Regions from separate parts of the Homo sapiens genome. Here region 2 is linked to region 1. A link is a loop called in an ENCODE intact Hi-C map of the cell type or tissue named here. Cell type or tissue: PC-9. All regions are shown on one strand. Links, peaks and the distances in the headings refer to the core of each region. The heading gives the core; the rest is flanking DNA. Region 1 overlaps LOC105374690 (a long non-coding RNA gene). Region 2 overlaps LOC112268416 (a long non-coding RNA gene).

Region 1 (11,425 bases), core at 2,962-7,961:
TATCACATTATTAGGAAACAGATAGTGAGAGAGGTGCTAACTGTATCTGGAACTCAAGTACACAAAACAAGCAGTCCTCAGACAATGAGCTCTGTTTGATTTGCACAGTGTTTTAAAAATCAAGTCTATATTTCTGACTGCTCTCAAAAAAGTTGGAAGATCTGGCACTAGGCAGCTCACATACTGATGTGGCAACAAGCCTTTGACTGGTGGCTGCTGTCTGGACTGAGGTCCCCAGTTCACCAGTCTCCAGTACTCACAGTCGTATTACAGGGCCGGCTTCACTTTTGACCTGCACATACATTTGAGCTTGTCGTCCAGAATTAGGTAATGATGCTAAACCGTAAAGACACAAGAATCGTGTTCAATAACGTGCACCCAATGGTTAAAATGTTTGAATTAAATGAAGGAAAAAAATGAACGTAGGAAAGAGGTCTGCGTGAAAAGCAATCAACAACCAGGTTCAAACACAACCACGCAGAAAATGCCTGGATAAGCCTTTGAGCCCTATGTGCAGAAATTGTAAACTCCTGCTCTTTTCCATATCTCCACACCTAAATAAAAACCTGAAAATGCAAGTTTCCTTACAGTCCATGGAGCAAAGACTCTTTTGCCTTCAATGTTAAATGTGTTCCTCTTTGGCATAGCTAAAAGAGGGAGTTTAAATTTTCATGTACTACTTAACCCAAACAATATTTTTTTCTCTCTCTTTTTTTTTTTTAGCTCTTTAGGCCTTAATGATTGACATGATCTTGGAAAACAGGTATGTAGCAAAACTCTCCTAGAAACCTGAAAGATGTGGCAAGAAGAAAACATGGAGCCTTTTCTGAACAAGCCTATGAGAGAAGAAGAATCACTTCAATTTATTAAGTGTGGATTCTGGGGCTAAAGAACTTACCTACAACCACACAGCCAGCAAATTACTGACCCAGCATATTCTGAACCCAGGTCTTTATTCTTTCCAAAACTTCACAGCACCTTCCTCAGAGCATCTCTACATGAAAATCTGTATAAAGAAGTGATCTGTGGTGTCGCCATTTGTATCAAAATGGTATCACAAACTTATTTAAAAGGCTTCATCTAAAAGTCTTCAGAGTTTTGGCCAGGGAAGAGCTCTAATATCACACATTAATAACCTTACCTTTGTAACATGTAAATTGTTTTTTGTTTTAACATCTCAGTTTCATTAAACTGAGACCAGAAAGAGCCATCATCTTTTTACCAATTTGTAATCATTTTATTGTGTTATGGACCTGCAGCAATGCTGACTATATTTACAAATCTGTGAGTGAAATTTTAAAACCATTTTCCTCTTCTAATCTCTCCCATCCTGCCTTCTTAGAAGCACACAAAGCATCTCAACCACTCCCAAATTCCCTGTTGGAATACCCTTAATGATTCTGAAATATTTTGTTATTCCCCAAACACCTCCCTAAGACGAATCACTGGACTCCAGGCTCTTCACATTGCCAAGTTGAATCGAGTTCAAATGTTCTATCTAACCAAACTCTAACTTACAACAAAGCCACATATAGTAGATGATGTGTAAGATATTCCGAAAATACCAAGGCAACAGGGAAAAAAAATCTGTGTCATCAAGAGGTCCTCCCAGAACTTCTTGTAATCTAGAATAATCAATTTTGTCAAGCTCCTGTAACCTAATCATAGCACACATGTGTATATATGTATAACTAATAACATAAATCAACTTTCATTTTAATAATGTATAGCTTAAGTTTTCTCACATCCAAAACAATTAGTGTTGCCAAATTTAAGATTATTTCTCTACTTTAGACATCAGAACATGCACAAGGACTTGAGGAATAAACAAATCCAAGAAAACAATCTTAGCCTGATAAAGTAAAAATTTTGAATAAATTCATAAATCATTTAAAACACAATCTTGTTAAATTAGCTATTTCATAGTATGTTATGAATGTAAAAGCAGAACACAGAAAAGGCATTTTCCAAAAAGATATAGGACTTAGTAGGATTTCCTTTTATGTTAAAAAATGGCCCATGGAAGAGCAGTTTTCAGAATGACCAGGGCATAGTCAGACACCTCTTTCATTGGAAGCTTCACCAAAGGGCACACTTCTCCTGAACTCAGAGTTTTGAGTCCAGACCCAGCTCTTGCCAAAGTTCACTGGGAGTTTTGCTAAGCTTCAAGATGATCCCACCTGAAAGCTCTTTGGAGACAAAGTTAAGGTAAGTTCCCCTTAATATTTCCAGAACCATATGAACATATAAGCAAACTGTGTAAGGCTACGTAGAAATGATTGAATTTTAATTTTTTCAAACTACAAACACTTTAAAGACAAGGATTCTCCTCTATACTTATTTTGTAGTACTAGCACCAAGAATAATGCATAGTACATAGTTGATACTTAATAAATTCAATACTTGTATGAATAAACTGAAAAATTCTCACAAGACCATTGGGGGCAGTTCTACTAATCTCCCTGTAGCCCTGCAATTTTCAAAGGCTTCATCACGCAATTCCCCTCACAACTTTTTGGTTCACTAATCATAAAGCCACACGGACAGAAAGGAAAGAAATCCCAGAGACCAAAAAGCCGTTTGTTTTGTCCATCTGGTCACATATTTATAGCGTTTCAGAGCTAAAAGTGGTATTAGAAGTTGCCTTTGAACAGTCCCATTTTACATGTGAGAAAACTAAAGTCTAAGCTCTTGGGTGAAGTGACTGAGCCTTGATCACCCAGCTGACAAGCACCAAAGCACTTCCCGATATTATTTCCTCCATATTCCTCTGCAGTTAGCCCCCACCAACTCCACCAGAAAGTATTTGTAGACTTAGGTATTTCCTTTAAAAGCCTCAGATGACTTTACTTGGGGTGTGGTGGAAGGGACCACAATTTTATTATAATTTACCAATAGCCAGGAGTTTTGTTCCACTAAAACATATGTATTGACTGATCTGCTGAATCTTGCTTTGGGGGGAAGGTGTTTTTTTTTGAGCCCATCTGAAAATGTTAAATGTTTCATTACTCTTAGATTATTAAATGAATAACTCCAGGGAAAAAATGTATCATTGTTTCTTATGAGTATTAAGACAAAGAGGCAAAACTTTCCATTTGACCACAAGAGGGCAGCTACAACATTTCCTGCTAGGTCTTTGGGGTTCTGAACTACGATCAACTGGGCATTTGGGGACTCAGCTTGCCATAGACTCCCTAATAATACCTTTCAACTGAATTCCCAATATGTCACAAAACATTCTCTCATGGTGTTTCCTGGGACGGTTTTTGTTTTGTTTTTAAAGAAATTATTTTCCAACTTCTTTCCAGATCTACAGAGTCCTCTGCTTTAGAACTCTGTGCCAAAGTTACCATCTACAAAGATCTTTGGAGACCAATAAATTGTTAGGCTAATTAGAAAACCCACAGAAAATGTTTTATTTTAATTAAGTTTGACCCCAGATAAAAATAAAAACAGTAATGATTATCTGATTCCACCACACTTAATAAAGCTTGCTCTAAGTGCTTCACGGGATTTGCCAAATATTTGCCTCATCTCAGCCTTCATTCGTCATTCCCATTTTCATGATATCCTAAAATCTTTCAAGTCAAAATTTATTGTGGAATTTTATCACTGAGCTAAACGGTGGGAGGTCTGCAAATAAAAAAGCAGAGATTAGTAATAGCTACATTCCATATTCTTATAGTTGCACAAAAACATAAATTCAAACTTAGTTCATCTGTTAGGTGCATAAAGAGTGGGGAGTTAATTTGAAAAGTAAGTGCTAGATTTTATATGTATATATGTGCATGCATCTGTGTGTAGGTGTGGCTGTGTGTATATACCCATTAATTTTTTTTGTTTTTTCACTAGTAATTATATATAAGTAGTTTGGAAATTTACTATTGATGTTTGTAGATTTTGAAGATGTACATAGCGATGTATTTCCTTCACATTTACCGTGAAGCCTTTCCCTTAACCATCTTATTTAAAATTGCAACCCCTGTCCCCCCAATCCCCACATATCCTGTCCTCATTCCCTGTTGTATTTTTTCTCTTATCAACATTTGACATACTTTATATTTTACTTGGTTTTTGTTAGTCTCCTTCACAAATAACCCCTCCCCAACTAGAATAAAAGCCCTATGACGAAGACAGAATTTTTTCTATTTTGTTTATTGCCATGTCTTCAAATCTTACAATAGTGCCTGACACATCAGAGGAGCTCAATAATGCAGCAACATGGTAAATTCACAAAAATTGAAGCATTTTTACTAGAAACTGATATTTTAAAATCTCTAGCATTGCTAATTTACTTCAGTACATTTAAGGAGACCTCCTAAAAAGAGATAATAGCCCACTATCAGAACTGAAGCATATTTCCTAAAGCAAGTATCTGAAACAATACGTGGGCTCATGATTATGGCTGAGTGTATACTCTTGAATGCTTAGACTCAGCAGGTCCTGTTTCCCAGAAGTCAATCAGACCTGGACTGAATTCTCAGCAAAAGTGGCCTCCAAAAGTTGTCACAGCATCACACAAGCAAAGCAGTGGGATAAAGGAAAGAGTAGTGACCTATCAATAAGGAGCCCATGGTTCTAGTTCTGCCTCTGCCACTAGCTAACTAGGAGTTAAACCATCCATCTAAATTGTTAGTGCTTTGATGTCCTCTAAAAAATAATGGATATAACACCCTGTTTATATCAAAGAACTTTGGAATCCAGTGAAATGTGAAAGTATTTTGGTAAGTATGGACTATTTTTCAAGTAGAAGATGTTATTAAAATCAATGTTGCCTGTACTGTGCTATGTAATGCCACCATTTGGTGTGGCCAGTCAACAATTTAATGGTTTAATGAACAATTCTAGGCTGGATCCAGTTCTATCAGTCAAGTGATGGTTTGTCAGGCCCTTCTTGGTACTCTAACCCCTAGGCCTTCTTCTTGCCGCTGTTGGGTTTATTTGACCCCAGAAGCTCTGCCCCATCCTGCCTCTAGGATGAATCCTAAGTGGAAACAAAAGACACTAAGGGAGCTCTATCGCCGTAACGAGGAATTCACATCATGTCACCGTACTTAGTTAGTCCAGCCCTGATCATATGCCTCAATGCTGGTAACTGGGCATCTTCTTTCTTCTCCTTCTGATAATCAGATCAAGAATTCGCCTCCTCTTGAAAGCATTTTCACAGTAGGTATAAATATTTGCTAAATTAATGACAAAAAGACTTTACACCAGTGTCCCTCTTGGTTTAGAGCTCTGCCAGGTCCTTGTCAGTACGTCCTTTAATCCCCTACCTCTTCACTCCTGGCAGCCTTCCCTGATGCTGGCTGACCATCAGTAGCCTACACCTGAGAGCATCAGAAGTACAAGATATCTTCCTCGATTCCTACTGCCACATTCATCCACCTTTAGGACTTCTCACTTATTCCATTAGACTCTGTAAAGCCAGCTGCTTTTCTGATCCATGCTTGCTTGTCATACCCAGTGGATACCACCTTCTATTTGCCAACTGTTCTCTCTCAGGGTCTAAAACAGGTCTATATCCTCAGGGCCTGCCTCACTTGGTTCCTGTTCCAGCTCGTGGCTTAGCCATACCACAGGACCCTCACTGGGTTAACTGGAAAGATGCTGTTTAGTCTTGGCTACCATGGCAGAACCCTGACAGCACACAAAGCAGTGCAAGTAATATTCAACTTCAAAAAATGTTATCTTTCAAAAATATGCTTGCAAATAGATTCTCTAGCACTTGGGAATGCATGTCTCTACACCAACAACTCATACACTTCAGTAGTCATTCCTTCAAACACATTCACTGAGTATCTTCTTACTTTGCACAGTTCTTGGCACAGGAGAAGAGAAAGTGAGACACAACCTTGTTCCTCCAGAAGTTCACAGAAGAACAAAGGAGACAGTGATAGAAATGATACATATGCAAGGCAGCATTTGGAAAAATAGAGGACTATCCGCAGTACGGTGAGAACAAGAAAGAAGAGGTGAGCCCTCTGCCTGGGCGGATCAGGAAGGTTCCACAAAGAGACATTCCACTGAGGCCTAAAGAATGAGGAAGCATGCACCAGGCAGATGAGTGGAGAAGGGTGTTCCTGGTATGTGGTTGTCAGGTTGCCAGACCAACACCCAAGTGTCAATTTAACCCCAACTGTAGCTCCGCCAGTGCTGCAGGCTTATGTCAGAAACAGAAATGGGATAGGTTTTTGTAGGCCAGCCTGGGAATACTTGTTTCTGTTGGGAGATTAGCTCTAAAACCCTCAATAAAAGAGAGTTGGCCCTGGGCTTATGCCAACACATATGTACCCACTGCCACTACCACCACTCATCACCTTGGGCAAACAAGAAAAGCAGTTCAGTGTCAGGAGGAACAATTCTTGCACTTTCACTTTCTTTCACTAACTGATCTTGTGAATGCAAGGTCATGAGTAAGGCCTTTTGGGGACTGCACATACAAGACAGGTCCACACTCCAAGGAGCTTAACAACAGGCTATGCTAGGCCAGGTGCAGTGGCTCACACTTGTAATCCCAGCACTTTGGGAGGCCGAGGCGGGTGGATCACGAGGTCAGGAGTTTGAGAGCAGCTCGGCCAACATAGTGAAACCCCATCTCTACTAAAAATCCAAAAATTAGCCAGATGTGGTGGCACACACCTGTAGGCCCAGCTACTCAGGAGGCTGAGGTGGGAGAACCACTTGAACCCAGGAGGCAGAGGTTGCAGAGAGCTGAGATCATGCCATTGCACTCCAGCTTGGGTGTCAGAGTGAGACTCTTTTTAAAACAAACAAACAAACAAACAAAACAGGCAACAGGCTATGCAGGCAAGACCCGTGCATATAAAATAACTGAGAGTCCAAGGCAGTAGCTGCCAAAATAATGACACATTCTATAAGCACTACTGTCCTAGCCATCACTGCTTTCTGGAGAGAATAATTCAATTTAGTTGAAAAAGTGTTTTACATTAAATGCCCACTAAAAGTCTGTTGATTATGTAAGACTGCATTCTGAATTTCACAAGGCAGGATCCACCAAGTTCCATAAATGTAAATAAGTTTTCCTCCCAAAAGTAACAGGTTAAGTCAACTCTGGAAAGACTATGGGGAGTTTAATTAATAGGAATTCTGGTTTACTCAATACAAGAAACACATCAAACTGAATAGGTATGAAAAAGCATTTCCCACCAGTTGAAGCTGTCTGAATTAAAATGAACCGCCTTGGGAGGTAATAAGTTTCCCGTCAAGCTAGATAATTACTTGGCAGTGATTTGGTAGGGGTGATGCAAGCATTCAATGACCAGTAGGCTCCCTTCCAGTCCTGTGATTGTGTGAATTTCTGCAGCTCCCCCTTGATAACACAATAAAACCTGGGAACCCACACTGCAAGGTTTTCAATGTTGAAGATTAGCCATGGGTTAGGCTTATTCAGGGTACCAGAGCCTATTCTGAATGGTGGTGAGGAAACAGAGAATGGGAAGGTCGAACTTCTACCAAGAACCTGACCAAACTCCCAGGGTGCTAGTCAGTATCTGGGGAGAGCTTCAGAATGCCAAAACTCATTAGTGCTCAAAAAAGGTCATAGTTATTAGACAAGGGCACTCCATTATGAAGTCCTAACTAAAGAACTAAAAAAAAAAGCCCCTTGAAGACAAGATGTGTAGGATTCTAGAGTATTTTGAAAGGCTCTTCCAATGCTGACCCCTGAGGGTCCCTCATGAATGTTAGCACATCCAGATTCTTGGGAAACTCCAAGCAAAGCTGTTGTCAAAGATGTGCCCAAGAAGAGTGCCTCCAAAAGTAAACAAGCAGGAGATAGACAAGACAGTTATACAGGTCTCCTGAGTAAAGTATACAGGACTGAGATGGTGAATGCAGAAGAGGAGTAACAGCCTGAGGGGACCCGGACAACCAAGAAACTGGTTGTTTAAAATCCTGGCATCTTGTAAATTTGTTTGAGTTCATTGTTGATTCTGGATATTAGCCCTTTGTCAGATGAGTAGATGGCAAAAATTTTCTCCCATTCTGTAGGTTGCCTGTTCACTCTGATGGTAGTTTCTTTTGCTGTGCAGAAGCTCTTTAGTTTAATTAGATCCTATTTGTCAATTTTGGCTTTTGTTGCCATTGCTTTTGGTGTTTTAGACATGAAGTCCTTACCCATGCCTATGTCCTGAAAGGTATTGCCTAGAAAAAAACAAACAATCCCATCAAAAAGTGGGTGAAGGATATGAACAGACATTTCTCAAAAGAAGACATTTATGCAACCAAAAGACACATGAAAAAATGCTCATCATCACTGGCCATCAGAGAAATGCAAATCAAAACCACAATGAGATACCATCTCACACCAGTTAGAATGGTGATCATTAAAAAATCAGGAAACCACAGGTGCTGGAGAGGATGTGGAGAAATAGGAACACTTTTACACTGTTGGTGGGACTGTAAACTAGTTCAACCATTGTGGAAGTCAGTGTGGCGATTCCTCAGGGATCTAGAACTAGAAATACCATTTGACCCAGCCATCCCATTACTGGGTATATACCCAAAGGATTATAAAACATGCTGCTATAAAGACACATGCACACGTATGTTTATTGCAGCACTATTCACAATAGCAAAGACTTGGAACCAACCCAAATGTCCAAAAATGATAGACTGGATTAAGAAAATGTGACACATATACACCATGGAATACTATGCAGCCATAAAAAATGATGAGTTCACGTCCTTTGTAGGGACATGGATGAAGCTGGAAACCATCATTCTCAGCAAACTATCGCAAGGACAAAAAATGGTCTCACTCATAGGTGGGAACTGAACCATGAGAACACACGGACACAGGAAGGGGAACATCACACACCAGGGCCTGTTGTGGAATGGGGGGAGGGGGGAGGGATAGCATTAGGAGACATACCTAATGTTAAATGACGAGTTAATGGGTGCAGCACACCAACATGGCACATGTATACATATGTAACGAACCTGCACATTGTGCACAAGTACCCTAAAACTTAAAGTATACTGAAAAAAAAAAAAATCCCAGCATCACGCAGTACCTCAAAGCAAATTGCAAACAATGTCATTCGCTGAGCTCCGGGTATCCTGTCTCTGAAACGATGCCACTGTGTAAGAAAAACAGCCCATGTTTGGATCCCTATTAAACCAATTCTGGGCTCTGTAACTGATACAGGTTTTAAACTCCCATGGGCTTCAAAAATCAGGGGACTGAATTAAAATTTTTTCACAAAGTCCCTATAAGTCCCTTATAGATCCAACTCTAGGATCTATAATCCCCATACACAAAAGAGAACATGTTATAGGAGAAGAAAACAGTTACCAGCAGGTCATTCCAAAACATGCTGGAAGAAACTAAATAAAGCAAAAAATCTTGATTTTTGATTTTGTTTCTATGACTTCTCATTTTTTTCCATTTTGTGACTAAACTGTGGTTTAAGTAGTTAAGCCAAATGAATAGAAGCGAAACCAATATACTACACACCAGCAGCATTCTTATTTTTGTGGAGAAAGAAAACAAATATGTGCTATTTGATCGTGTAAGAAAGATAAATCTACCAAGCTTCCACAGACAAAGCCCATTAAATCAATAGGGGTCTGCCCAGTGCCCAGGGAAACCCATCAAGAGCAGCCAAATTATTTCGTTTTTTTTTTTAAAAAAGCTATCAACTTAACATTACAAATCATTTGCTGTTCTCAAGAGAATTGCCTAGTATTGCAAAACTTGATAATTACTGATTCATGACTGATTTAGGAAAAACATCGGCTTAAGTAATCAGGCCAGAGTACTGCTGCTGACCGCAAGGCTGGCAGGAAACCTAGCTTTTCTTTCATGAATGTTTAACATTTTACAAAATTTAGCTTTTAGCATATCACCACTGGTTTGATTTTTCAAAAACCTGGGAATACAGAACATACCAGTTATGTATTATCAAGCACCTATCTTTTCTCTAACTTTTCTTCAAGTATCACTAACCAGAAACGCAGTGAATTATGAGAAAGTGATTCAGAAATCAGACTTGACATGGACTGTTTGCTATAAAATGGTAGATCTTAGACTCTTTGAAAGAACTCTACAGACACTATAAACTGACAGTACATTCTGTATAAAATAGCAGGAAGAATTTAATTAATGTTCTGAGCCAATCCTACACACCACAGGCTACACATGCCTACATTAGGGCAATACACAAATCTCTCATGTAAGCTTTGCTAAAGAGTCACTTCATGTGGCCAGCAGATAACAAGCATATCAGAAAATGTTCATCTGTACATGCCCTTGGGAAGATATTTTCCATAAGGATACGTGAATATCGTATCTCCATAAAGAAAACTATTCTCTCTCTGTTGGAATTGTTTTTCTGCTTAAAATTAAGCAATTAAGAATGTTTTCTTATTCTGCAGAGGAATCACAGAGAAATGCTATCCCACAGATTCAGAAACTGCCTCTAAACCATAATAAATTTTCTTTTCAGATCTTTTCTTTTTTCTTTAAGATTCTGCTTTCAAGTAAACATGCTTTTGTTAGTAAAAGCCAGATTCTTGTCAACTTAGTTTCTAACAGAAACTCTCTTTCTCTCTCTCTCTCTCTCTATATATAATAATTTTATGTATTTTGTAATATATAGAGAGATATATATTATAAAAATATACAAATTGTAGGTCTCGTCACTAAGAACACCTACATCATCAATGTTCTTGCAGGAAGAAAGGCAAGTATTTAAAGAACAGAAAATTAAAGTAAGCATTTAAGGGCGGTGGTAAAACAAGTACTTACAAACTGCTGATGTGCAATTTGGTATAGAACCCCATATAAGCAAATTGACAATATATATTAAGATGTAAAATGGTTATACCCCAGATCCAAAAATTCCACTTTGAGGGAGATATTATTTTAAATACAATTACAATAGGAAAAATTTTGTGCACAAAGATATTTACTGCAGCATTATTTTTAATAGAAAAACAGAAACAGCATATATGTTGAACAGCAGGAAAATGATTAAGGAAAAAATTATATAATCTCTCAATAGATTACTATGTAGCCATGAGAAATACCTATGAACATTGGTAATAACATAAAAATGCTTATAATATTAAAAAACAGAAAATAAGCCAATATTATAGATACACATACATATATAAAAATGCTTGCTTATAAAAATGAAAGAAAACCCTTCATGTAAAAAAAAAAGATGAAAGGAAATATTGGATGCTTTTTTCTCTTCTTTCTTTTTCTGTATTTTCTAAATTTTCTTCAATAAGCTCCTTAAGGAAACATTTTGAATAAAACAAGAGGAATTCTAAACAGACATGGATTAGAACTGATGCTTAATATTCCTAACCAAAATTATATTAGGTCTGAGAGAGGGCAAATGTGAAGAAATTTTTGTGGCATTACTGTTTACTGAATTAATTCATAATTAATTCA
Region 2 (11,425 bases), core at 3,547-8,546, 120 kb after region 1:
TACTTGAAAGGCTGAGGCAGGAGGATCGCTTGATCCCACGGTTCAAGGCTGCAGTGAGCTATGATCGTACCACTGCACTCTAGCCTGGGCAACAGAGTGAGACCCTATCGAAGAAGGAGGAGAAGGAGAAGGAGAGGAAGAGGAAGAGGAAGGAGAAGGAGGGAAAGAAAGAAAGGAAAGAAAGAAAGAAAGAAAGAAAGAAAGAAAGAAAGAAAGAAAGAAAGAAAGAAGACTAGGAATATCTAGGCAGCTATTAAAATTAGTCTGTTTTCATGAAGGATCTAAATGGAATAGGTAAGGCATTAAGCAGTTACAATGTCTAATTTAAATTGAAAACACAATACACATACCTGTGAGATTCTTTTTTAGACCACTGAAATGCACTTCCTTTAGACCAAACATCTAAAGGACACTGTTAAATATAAAGTTTAAACATAAAAATCCCTTATAATGCAGTAAACATTTATGTGGGCTGAAGAATATATTCAATTGTGTAGGACTGAAGAATTGATAAAACAGTAAGTACTCCTTTGTATGCTTCTTAGAGATTAATGTAGAGCTGTTGAATATCAGTTGCAACTTAATAACATGCTCAGATTTTTGCATTTTTTTTTAATTGCTCAAGATTTGGCACATTTTTTTCTGTTGAGTGAAAGCCCATGCATGCAATTACCTGTGAGGAAAGCTATAGACACGTTAGGGCCACTTTGCCTTAACAGAAGTAGCTGTACATTATGAATTGCATATTCTCCATCTCTGGTCCTAAATCTAGCAGGCCATTCCAAAAGCTTCCATGGGGGCTTCAGCATATATCATTTACTTCCTGTTCCAAAAAAAAATAGTTCCTTAAACAGCAATTCTCTTCTTGTTCCCAAAAACCGTTTCAAACACTCTGTGATGAAATTATGCAAAGGAAACAAAACAAGTGATCCTTTGGATGTTACAAAATGGCAGTCAGGAAGTCTAATAGCAGCCTATGACCACTTGGGAGGAGGATAAAATTAAACATCTGCTCAAAGACACAAAAGAAATTTTGTTGACATTGTTTTTTTAATGGTCCAAGTGTCGATCTGAGGATTCCATTTTGAAGTCACTGAAGTTATATCAAGATACATTTTTTATTCAATGAGAGTGCTCAGAGGTGGGTGGGGCAAGTTTCCATGTCACACAAATAAAAATAGATGATAAATAAAAAGAAGAAATGAAACATGATGTAATACAAAGCCATTTAGCTCTGCCAGATGCTTCTGTAGCAAACAAGGAATAGCAGCAAGTCAAATGCATGTCCTGTTATCTTCCCATAGCTTCAGTAATGAATTATTTGGTGTGAAAGCAAGCTTGGGCCCCAGATCTTGACAGTTTTATAGTCCTTGGTCAAAGTTTTCAACAGCGTTTGGGGCAGGCGTGACTAGGCAGCTAGATTACACATACTGAATTTCCACTTACAGATACACAATGTTTACTTTTCAGGGTGAGCCAGTAAACCAGCTCACCAATTAGGCCACACATTCTTTGTGCCTCATGAAAGCTAAGCAAAGACTGTGGATGTAAAAGCCTCAGAAACACATGCAGCTGGAATTTCCTCCAATGTGCCGTCACACAATCTCCATGAAAAAGACTCTCAGTGACCAGTAGCCTTCTGTATCACAAGCACAAGTGTCTCTCGAGTGGAGAGTTCTAGTTCTGTGGGTTCTGAAGACCCACATCCAGGCAGATGAAAGGATCAAACTTCAGAAACAGAGGCAAAGTTTTACCAAAAAATCACCTAAACTCCTTTATGCTCCCTATCACTTAGCCTGTCATTCAAGTTTCTCCGCAATCAATTGTTCAACTTTTTAAACCAAACTTTCCTTAAATGAATCCTATGTTCCAATCAAACTGATCTTCTCATGGTATTCTAAATATGCAGTATGAATTTCTACCTCTCTGTCTCTGCTCAAACCATTGGCTCCACTCAGAATGTCATCATCCTGCCCTCCCTATCTCTTCTTCCTCATCATAAATCTAACACCTGCACCTAGACCCCATTCAAAGGCAACCTCCTCCATGAACACTTCTTGGCTACAGTGATTTCTGTCTTCTCTGGCCTCTTGTAGCATTAACTTCTTTTACACAAATTTGATGCTAATACTGCTACATGAACATCTTCATATCATCATAGAACTTTTTATGTATGTGTATTTTGCCCTCCCAAGAAACTGCCCAGCCACCTGTAAGCCACTTCTACTTGGGTGGCAGTCATACTGCAAATTCAACAAATCTACACCAAACCTATATCCTTCTTAAATATCTACTGCCAGAACCATCATTCATACATTTCAGCTAGGCTCAAAATTATGAAATCACCTTTGATTTTTCCATATTCCCCATATTCAATTAGTCACCAGGGCCTGGGAATTTTAGCATTAACATATCTCTTGCAACCACCGCTTTTTCCATTTCTGCTGCCAACACCCCTGTTCAGGCCTTTATTTCTTCATCTGGACTATTTCAATAGTCTCCCAATGGCCTCTCTATCTGCAGTTTATCCACCACCTCCAATCCAATCTGAGCATACAACTAGACTAATCTTCTCAAATACAGCTCTGACTCACATGATTTATCTGTGTAAACATCTCCAATGGCATCCCAAGGCCTACCAAATAAAGCAAAACTTCCTCAATCTGGCCTGAAGTGGGCCCAGTGTAGTGGATGTGGTAATGCCACCCAGATCCTCCTCTACCAGGATAATCATTCCCCTAGATACCAGCAATGTTGGCTTCTGCCAGGTCATAGTTGAACCCCTTGCCAGAAATCGCCTTTGGCAAAGGAGCAGTTTGTCCTGAGTTCGCCCCCTCCCCAGAGGTAGCCCACATTCAATGACTGATTGCTGTGAAGATACACAGCCCCAGCCCCTTGCCTCAATTCAGAACTTTGTGAGGTTATGCCAGCTTCTAATTACCACATGGGATCAGCTGACAGCCCTGTTGCAATTTCATTTCAGTTCAACTTCACCTTCTGCCATATCCTGCCCCTCTCACTCCCTCACTCTCTCACAGGAGTTAATCCCAAGAGCACTCCCCAATAAATTGCCTGCACTGGAATCTTCATCTCACAGTTTGTGCTCAGGAAACCCAGTGTAAGACACCCAACCACCTTTCTTTCATATCTTCCACTCTTGTCTTTTGTATATCCTCCACTCCAGTCAGTCTGGGTGATCTGCCATTCCTTTAAGCCATCTCATGCATTAACACTCACTCATTCATCCAAAAAGTGTCTACCGATTATCTAGAATGTTCCAGACTCTATAAGGAGTATTGGCCTAAATGAATATAGACAAGTAAACAGGCCAGTAGGATACAGTAGAAGCAGTGACTTCCCAGCTAACACCAGAGAAAGAGCAAGGGAAAAGAGTGTGCTAGATAGGGAAGAGCGTGCACGGAGTCTGAGAGATAGGAAAACCTGCCTGGTATGTGAGTGAACTGCAGGTGCACTTCAAAATGTCTGAAGCTCAGGGAGCTTGAGGAGTGGTGGCAAGAGATGAGGCAAGAGAGGTCAGCAGGTCCAGAATGAGAAAGACAAGAAGCCTTATTGGGGACCTGGACACTATCCTTAGAGCAAAGGGAAGATATTAGAGGGTTGTAAGGAAAGAAAACACAATGATCGTATTTGTGCCTTAGAAAGATTCCTTTGGCTACAACGTAGAGAAAGAATTACCTGGAGGGAAAGTTGAAGGGAAATGGCTACTGCAGTCATCCAAGCAAAAGATGATGGTGAGCTGACCCAAAAAGGTAGCAATAGAGATGGAAAGACCTGGACACATACAGAGATATAAAACAAAATAAAATATAAAAGATCTAGTGGTTCTTTACATGGAAGGTGTTGGGGAGGGAGGAGTCAAGATTATACCATGGTTCTGAATTGAATAACTGGGTGTACATTATTCACTAAGATAGGAAACTGAGGAAGATGCAGATTTGGGGAGAAAGATAATGGGTTTGGTTTTGAACATGCAGAACTTAAGGCATTTAAGTAAGAGCTGTGTATATGAATGTGCACAGCAGAAAGTTAGCTATATAGGTCTGAACTTCAAGAGGGCAGCCTGGCTAGAGACATAGGCAAGGCATCATCAGTATATATATACACTCATAGAAACCTGGAGATGAGATTGACAAGAGCCATCAGAAAAGCGGAAGTAAACACAGCAGAATGTGGTGTCTGAAGCCAAGAGAATAACTTCAAGATGAAGCAAGTGGACAACAGCATCAAATATTACTCAGGCCAAATAGAATAAGGACTAAAAAGAGTGTCCACTGATTAGAAAAGCCACTGTGCCTTTGCTCAAACTATACCCTTGGTTTGGGATGTCCTTTCCCACAACCAGAAACCAAAGAAACATTTTCCATCTTTCAAGGATCTGCTCAAGTTACCTCACATTTGCATATGGCAGTTTAGTGAACATCATCACGTTACCTCATTTACTGACAGTAAGATCTTGAGGGTTAAGACCATCTCTTATGCATCTTGGCATCCCCTTCAGCTCATTAAAATGTAGATGCTGTAGGTTCAGAAAAGGAGCCAAATGTGCAGGAAAAGGTTCATCAAAGAACAGAATCTAAGGGTTGGAAGAGCTGATCCACAGGGCAGAACCATTGCCTGTCCCTGCCAGCAAGAGGGTACACATAGGACAAGCCGCTGCCCATGTGGGAAGAGTGATGAAGAAATTTCCTTTACTGTTTAGAAAGGAACTCTAAATAGTCTTTATCCTTATATGCAAACTTAGTAAATGAAATGGTAAACAAGACTTTCCTGGCTTTTCATTGTGACATTAATTTTGTGGACCAGTTTAGTGCTAGATCTGGAACAAAATACCCACATCTTCCAAAGCCTGGCTGACATCACTTACCCAAAAGGGAGGCCATGAATAGCCACTGATAGCAGGCATTCATCTTCTGAGTTTTTTGTTTTGTTTTGTTTTTTTCTGGAGCGTAAACATCTAAAAAGGAAAGGCTTTTTGAACTAGGTGCAACTGCCAACTTCATTTACCCCCTCATATTTAATGAGCCTATTTTGCTTTATGAGTACTTCAAAAGAGCTGACAGAGAGGAGGAGGCTATGAATAGAAAACATGAAGCAACTTGCTGAGCCCTCATTGTGAGGTCGACAGCTTGCTTTGTCATACCCTTGCAGACCTACGTTTTCATGATTCCTTTTTCAAACACTTATCGAAATCCAAAGCAGAAGAGAATTCTTGATCTCCTCCAAAGTGTCAACATGAAAGACAATATTTTAAGGCAGCCTGAGGGAGATGTGGTCACCAACACAGTAACAACAATCAAGGTGGTAGTAATGCGGTACATTTTTTTGGAGGCATTAAGCCCAGTCCTCCAAAATTTGCTGCACAGCTGCAGGGATAGGAAATATTCTGCCCTTCCCCCATTCCTGCCTAAGCAACATTCCTGTTGAGTTGTCAAGAGGCCCTGGCATTTAGAACATTGGCAAATATTTACTCAACACCAGTAGAGTACTTTAAATACGGCGAGTCCTCAATGGTGGAGACACTCGACACCACTAACAAATAACCCTTTGAGCAGTAGCTTTTTATAAATGTAGGGAGGACAGAGTAGAGGAGATAAAAATTAATAAGGGTAGGAATTCCCAGCAGCTTCAATCTGGAATATGATGCCTAAAGGAATTTCAAGTTAGTAAGTTTGTAAATATCTATTAACACTAAGTACTGCAGGATTCTGGGTGGTCGCCTCTTTTCACCACCTCATTTTGCCATTTTGGCACTGCTTTCATATTAATGTTGTGTATAATATTGCACACTTCAATTCTGGGTGTCTTTACCCCTTATATTGTGGTTTCCACTGACAACCAGAGCAGGTTAAAAACAAATGATACACTTCACACTGATCTATCCCACAATTGCTCAAGGATGAATAGCATCATAAAAGTGGAACAAGCTGTATAAGGAGAGCACTTCAGGCAGGAGAAAGAGTCAGCTAAATCTGACACCCAGGAAGGAAATTAGGATTTAGTCCAATGCCAGCATTTTACATCATTTTTTTTTAACTTAACAAGCTGAGACATGAGTTTTACCAAGATCACATAATTATAAGCGTCTTCTCAGAATTAGTTTTACTCTCTGTGTTTCCTCTGTTTTTAATACCTATAATATTAGAACTCGATCGCAATATAACTGCATGCTACACTTTACAATCTTGTTTAAAAAAACATTTATTTTAGGTTCAGAGGTACATAGGCAGGTTTGTTATATAGGTAAATTATGTGTCACCAGGGTTTGGTATACAGATTATTTCATTATCCAGGTAATAAGCATAGTGCCAAATAGGTAGTTTTTTTTAATCCTCTCCCTCCTTCCACCCTCCCTCCTCAAGTAGGCCCCAGTTTCTGTAACGTGCAGTATTTGATATTCTGTTTCTGCATTAGTTTGCTTAGGATAATAGCCCCCAGCTCCATCCATGTTGCTGCAAAGACATGATCTCATTCTTTTTTATGGCTGCATAGTATTCCATGGTGTACCACATTTTCTTTATCCAGTCTATCATTTGATGGGCATTTAGGTTGATTTCATGGCCTTGCTATTGTAAATAGTGCTGCCATGAACATATGTGTGCATGTGTCTTTATGGTAGAATAATTTACATTCCTTTGGGTATATACCCAATAATGGGATTGCTGGGATGAATGGTAATTCTATTTTAAGTTCTTTGAAAAATCACCACACTGTTTTCCACAATGGCTGAACTACTTTACATTTCCACCAGCAGTGTATAAGCATTCTTTCTCTGCCATCTCCCTACCATATTATTTTTTTACTTTTTAATAGTAGCCATTCTAGGCCAGGCATGGTAGCTCACGCCTTTAATCCCAACACTTTGGAAGGCTGAAGTGGGTGGATCGCTTGAGCCCAGGAGTTCAAGAGCAGCCTGGGCAACATGGCCAAACCCAGCTTCTATAAGAAATACTAAAATTACCCAGGTGTGGTGGGCATGCACCTGTAGTCCCAGCTACTTGGGAGACTGAGGTGAGAGGATTACTTGAGTCCAGGAGGAGGAGGTTGCAGTGAGCCAAGATTGTACCGCTGGAGTGCAGTGGTACAATAAAAAACAATAATAATAATAGCCGGGTCCATTCCAAGATGGCCAAATAGGAACAGCTCTGGTCTGCAGCTGCCAGCGTGATCGATGCAGAAGATAGGTGATTTCTGCATTTCCAACTGAGGTACCTGGTTCATCTCATTGGAGTTGTTTTGACAGTGGGTGCAGCCCACAGAGGGCAAGGCAAAGCAGGGCAGGGTGTTGCCTCACCCAGGAAGTGCAAGGGGTTGGGGGGATTTCTCTTTCCTAGCCAAGGGAAGCTGTGACAGACAGTACCTGGAAAAAAGGGACACTCCCACCCAAATATTACGCTTTTCCCATGGTCTTAGCAACTGGCAGAGCAGGAGATTCTCTCCCGTGCCTAGTTTGGTGGGTCCCACACCCACAGAGCCTTGCTCACTGCTAGTGCAGCAGTCTAAGATTGACCTGCGAGGCTGCAGCCTGGCGGGGGGAGGGGCGTCTGCCATTGCTGAGGCTTGAGTAGGTAAACAAAGTAGCCGGAAAGCTCAAACTGGGAGGAGCCCACCACAGCTCAGCAAGGCCTACTCCTCTATAGACTCCACCTCTATGGGCAGGACGTAACTGAACAAAAGGCAGCAGAAACTTCCGCAGACTTAAACGACCCTGTCTGACAGCTCTGAACAGAGCAGTGGTCTCCCAGCATGCTGTTTGAGCTCTCAGAATGGACAGACTGCCTCGTCAAGTGGGTCCCTGAACCCCTTGTAGCCTAACTGGGAGACACCTCCCAGTAGGGGAGGACAAACACCTCATAAAGGTGGGTGCCCCTCTGGGACAAAGCTTCCAGAGGAAGGATCAGGCAGCAATATGTGCTGTTCTGCAATACTTGCTGTTCTGCAGCCTCTGCTGGTGATACCCAGGAAAACAGGGTCTGGAGTGGACCTCCAGCAAATTCCAACAGACCTGCAGCTGAGGGACCTGACTGTTAGAAGGAAAACTAACAAACAGAAAGGAATAGCATCAACATCAACCAAAAGGACATAACACACCAAAAACCCATCTGTAGGTCGCCAACATCAAAGACTAAAGTTAGATAAAACCACAAGGATGGGGAGAAACCAGAGCAGAAAAGCTGAAAATTGTAAAAACTAGAGCACCTCTTCTCCTCCAAAGGATCACAGCTCCTCGCCAGCAATGGAACAAAGCTGGACGGAGAATGATGTTGAGGAGTTGACAGAAGTAGGCTTCAGAAGGTCGGTAATAACAAACTTCTCCAAGCTAAAGGAGCATGTTCTAACCCATCACAAGGAAGCTAAAAACCTTGAAAAAAGTTACACAAATGGCAAACTACAATAAATTGTATAGAGAAGACCTTAAATGGCCTGATGGAGCTGAAAACCATGGCATGAGAACTTCATGATGCATGCACAAGCTTCAATAGCCAATTTGATCAAATGAAAGAAAGGATATCAGTGATTGAAGATCAAATTAATGAAATAAAGCAGGAAGACAAGACTAGAGAAAAAAGAGTAATAAAAATGAACAATGCCTCCAAGAAATATGGGACTATGTGAAAAGACCAAATCTACATTTGATTGGTGTACCAGAAAGTGACGGGGATAATGGAACCAAGTTGGAAAACACTCTTCAGGATATTATCCAGGAGAACTTCCCCAGCCTAGCAAGGCAGGCCAACATTCAAATTTGGGAAACACAGAGAACACCATAAAGATACTCCTTGACAAGAGCAACCTCAAGACACATAATTGTCAGATTCACCAAGGTTGAAATGAGGAAAAAATGTTAAGGGCAGCCAGAGACAAAGGTCGGGTTACCCACAAAGGGAAGCCCATTAGACTAACAGCAGATCTCTCAGCAGAAACCCTACAAGCCAGAAGAGAGTGGGGGCCAATATTCAACATTCTTAAAGAAAAGAATTTTCAACCCAGAATTTCATATCCAGCCAAACTAAGCTTCATAAGTGAAGGAGAAATAAAATACTTTACAGACAAGCAAATACTGAGAGATTTTGTCACCACCAGGCCTGCCCTAAAAGAGCTCCTGAAGGGAGCACTAAACACGGAAAGGAACAACCAGTACTGGCCACTGCAAAAACATGCCAAATTGTAAAGACCATCGACGCTAGGAAGAAACTGCATCAACTAACGAGCAAAATAACCAGCTAACATCATAATGACAGGATCAAATTCACATATAACAATATTAACCTTAAATGTAAATGGGCTAAACGTCCCAATTAAAAGACACAGACTGGCAAATTGGATAGAGTCAAGACCCATCAGTGTGCTGTATTCAGGAGACCCATCTCATGTGCAGAGACACACATAGGCTGAAAATAAAGGGATGGAGGAAGATCTAACAAGCAAATGGAATATAAAAAAAGCAGAGGTTGCAATCCTAGTCTCTGATAAAACGGACTTTAAACCAACAACGATCAAAAGAGACAAAGAAGGCCATTGCATAATGGTAAAGGGATCAATTCAACAAGAAGAGCTAACTATCCTAAATATATATGCAGTCAATACAGGAGCACCCAGATTCATAAAGCAAGTCCTTAGAGACCTACAAAGAGACTTAGAATCCCACACAATAATAATGGGAGACTTTAACACCTCACTGTCAATATTAGACAGATCAATGAGACAGAAGGTTAACAAGGATATCCAGGACTTGAACTCAGCTCTGCACCAAGTGGACCTAATAGACATCTACAGAACTCTCCACCCAAAATCAACAGAATATACATTCTTCTCAGCACCACATAGCACTTATTCTAAAATTGACCACATAATTGGAAGTAAAGCACTCCTTTGCAAATGTAAAAGAACAGAAATCACAACACACTGTCTCTCAGACCACAGTGCAATCCAATTAGAACTCAGGATTAAGAAACTCACTCAAAACCACACAACTACATGGAAACTGAACAACCAGCTCCTGAATGACTACTGGGTAAATAACGAAATGAAGGCAGAAATAAAGATGTTGTTTGAAACCAATGAGAACAAACACACAACATACCAGAATCTCTGGGACAAATTAAAAGCAATGTGTAGAGGGAAATTTACAGCACTAAATGCCCATAAGAGAAAGCAGGAAAGATCTAAAATCGACACCCTAACATCACAATTAAAAGAACTAGAGAAGCAACAGCAGAAAAATTCAAAAGCTAGCAGAAGGCAAGAAATAACTAAGATCAGAGCAGAACTGAAGGAGATAGAGACACAAAAAACCTTCAAAAAATCAATGAATCCAGGAGCTGGTTTTTTGAAATGATCAACAAAATTGATAGACCACTAGCAAGACTAATAAAGAAGAAAAGAGAGAAGAATCAAATAGATACAATAAAAAATGATAAAGGGGATATCACCACCAATCCCATAGAATTACAAACTACCATCAGAGAATATTTTGAACACCTCTATGCAAATAAATTAGAAAATCTAGAAGAAATGTATAAATTCCAGTACACATACACCCTCCCAAGACTAAACCAGGAAAAAGTTCAATCTCTGAATAGACCAATAACAGGCTCTGAAATTGAGGCAATAATTAATAGCCTACCAAACAAAAAGAGTCCAGGACCAGTTGGATTCAAAGCAAAATTCTACCAGAGGTACAAAGAGGAGCTGGTACCATTCCTTCTGAAACTATTCCAATCAATAGAAAAAGAGGGAATCCTCCCTAACTCATTTTATGAGGCCAGCATCATCCTGCTACCAAAGCCTAGCAGAGACACAATAAAAAAAGAGAATTTTTACCAGTATCCCTGATGAACATCAATGCAACAATCATCAATAAAATATTGGCAAACCAAATCCAGCAGCACATCAAAAAGCTTATCCACCATGATCAAGTGGGCTTCATACCTGGGATGCAAGGCTGGTTCAACATATGCAAATCAATAAAGGTAATCCATCACATAAACAGAACCAATGACAATAACCACATGATTATCTCAATAGATGCAGAAAAGGCCTTTGACAAAATTCAACAGCGCTTCATACTAAAAACTCTCAATAAATTAGGTATTGATGGAATGTATCTCAAAATAATAAGAACTATTTATGACAAACCCACAGCCAATATCATACTGAATGAGCAAAAACTGGAAGCATTACCTTTGAAAACCGGCACGAGACAGGGATGCCCTCTCTCACCACTCCTATTCAACATAGTGTTGGAAGTTCTGGCCAGGGCAATTAGGCAGGAGAAAGAAATAAAGGGTATTCAATTAGGAAAAGAGGAAGTCAAATTGCCCTGTTTGCAGATGACATTATTGTATATTTAGGAAACCCCATCGTCTCAGCCCAAAATCTCTTTAAGCTGTTAAGCAACTTCAGC

Evidence for each region. Hi-C counts contacts between places; a loop is a spot of excess contacts. Peaks named below come from ENCODE experiments on the same cell type or tissue, not always from the same donor. Only the 100,000 strongest peaks of a DNase experiment are listed, where the experiment ranks them.
Region 2: it touches region 1 in a loop (7-fold over the local background); 4 of 110 quality-filtered maps call a loop at or near these places.

The regions. Positions count from the first base shown.
Region 1 is chr2:55,953,181-55,964,605 of GRCh38, reverse strand. The region is part of intron 3 of LOC105374690 (a long non-coding RNA gene); the gene reads right to left. It overlaps MIR217HG (MIR217 host gene), which reads left to right. Exons shown (of 3, transcript NR_126406.1): 3 at 724-1,200. Among named protein-coding and RNA genes, the nearest start is that of MIR217, 24 kb to the left of the region's middle. In PC-9, for the core only: a CTCF peak has its summit at 3,131 (motif pointing right); DNase peaks (open chromatin) are centred at 3,135 and 6,075; H3K4me3 peaks cover 542 bases; H3K27ac peaks cover 1,809 bases.
Region 2 is chr2:55,833,391-55,844,815 of GRCh38, reverse strand. All of the region lies in intron 2 of LOC112268416 (a long non-coding RNA gene), which reads right to left. Among named protein-coding and RNA genes, the nearest start is that of EFEMP1, 85 kb to the left of the region's middle. RefSeq lists enhancers at 6,716-7,492, 7,493-8,269. In PC-9, for the core only: no CTCF peak of the experiment used is centred there; a DNase peak (open chromatin) is centred at 5,465; H3K4me3 peaks cover 1,205 bases; H3K27ac peaks cover 1,560 bases.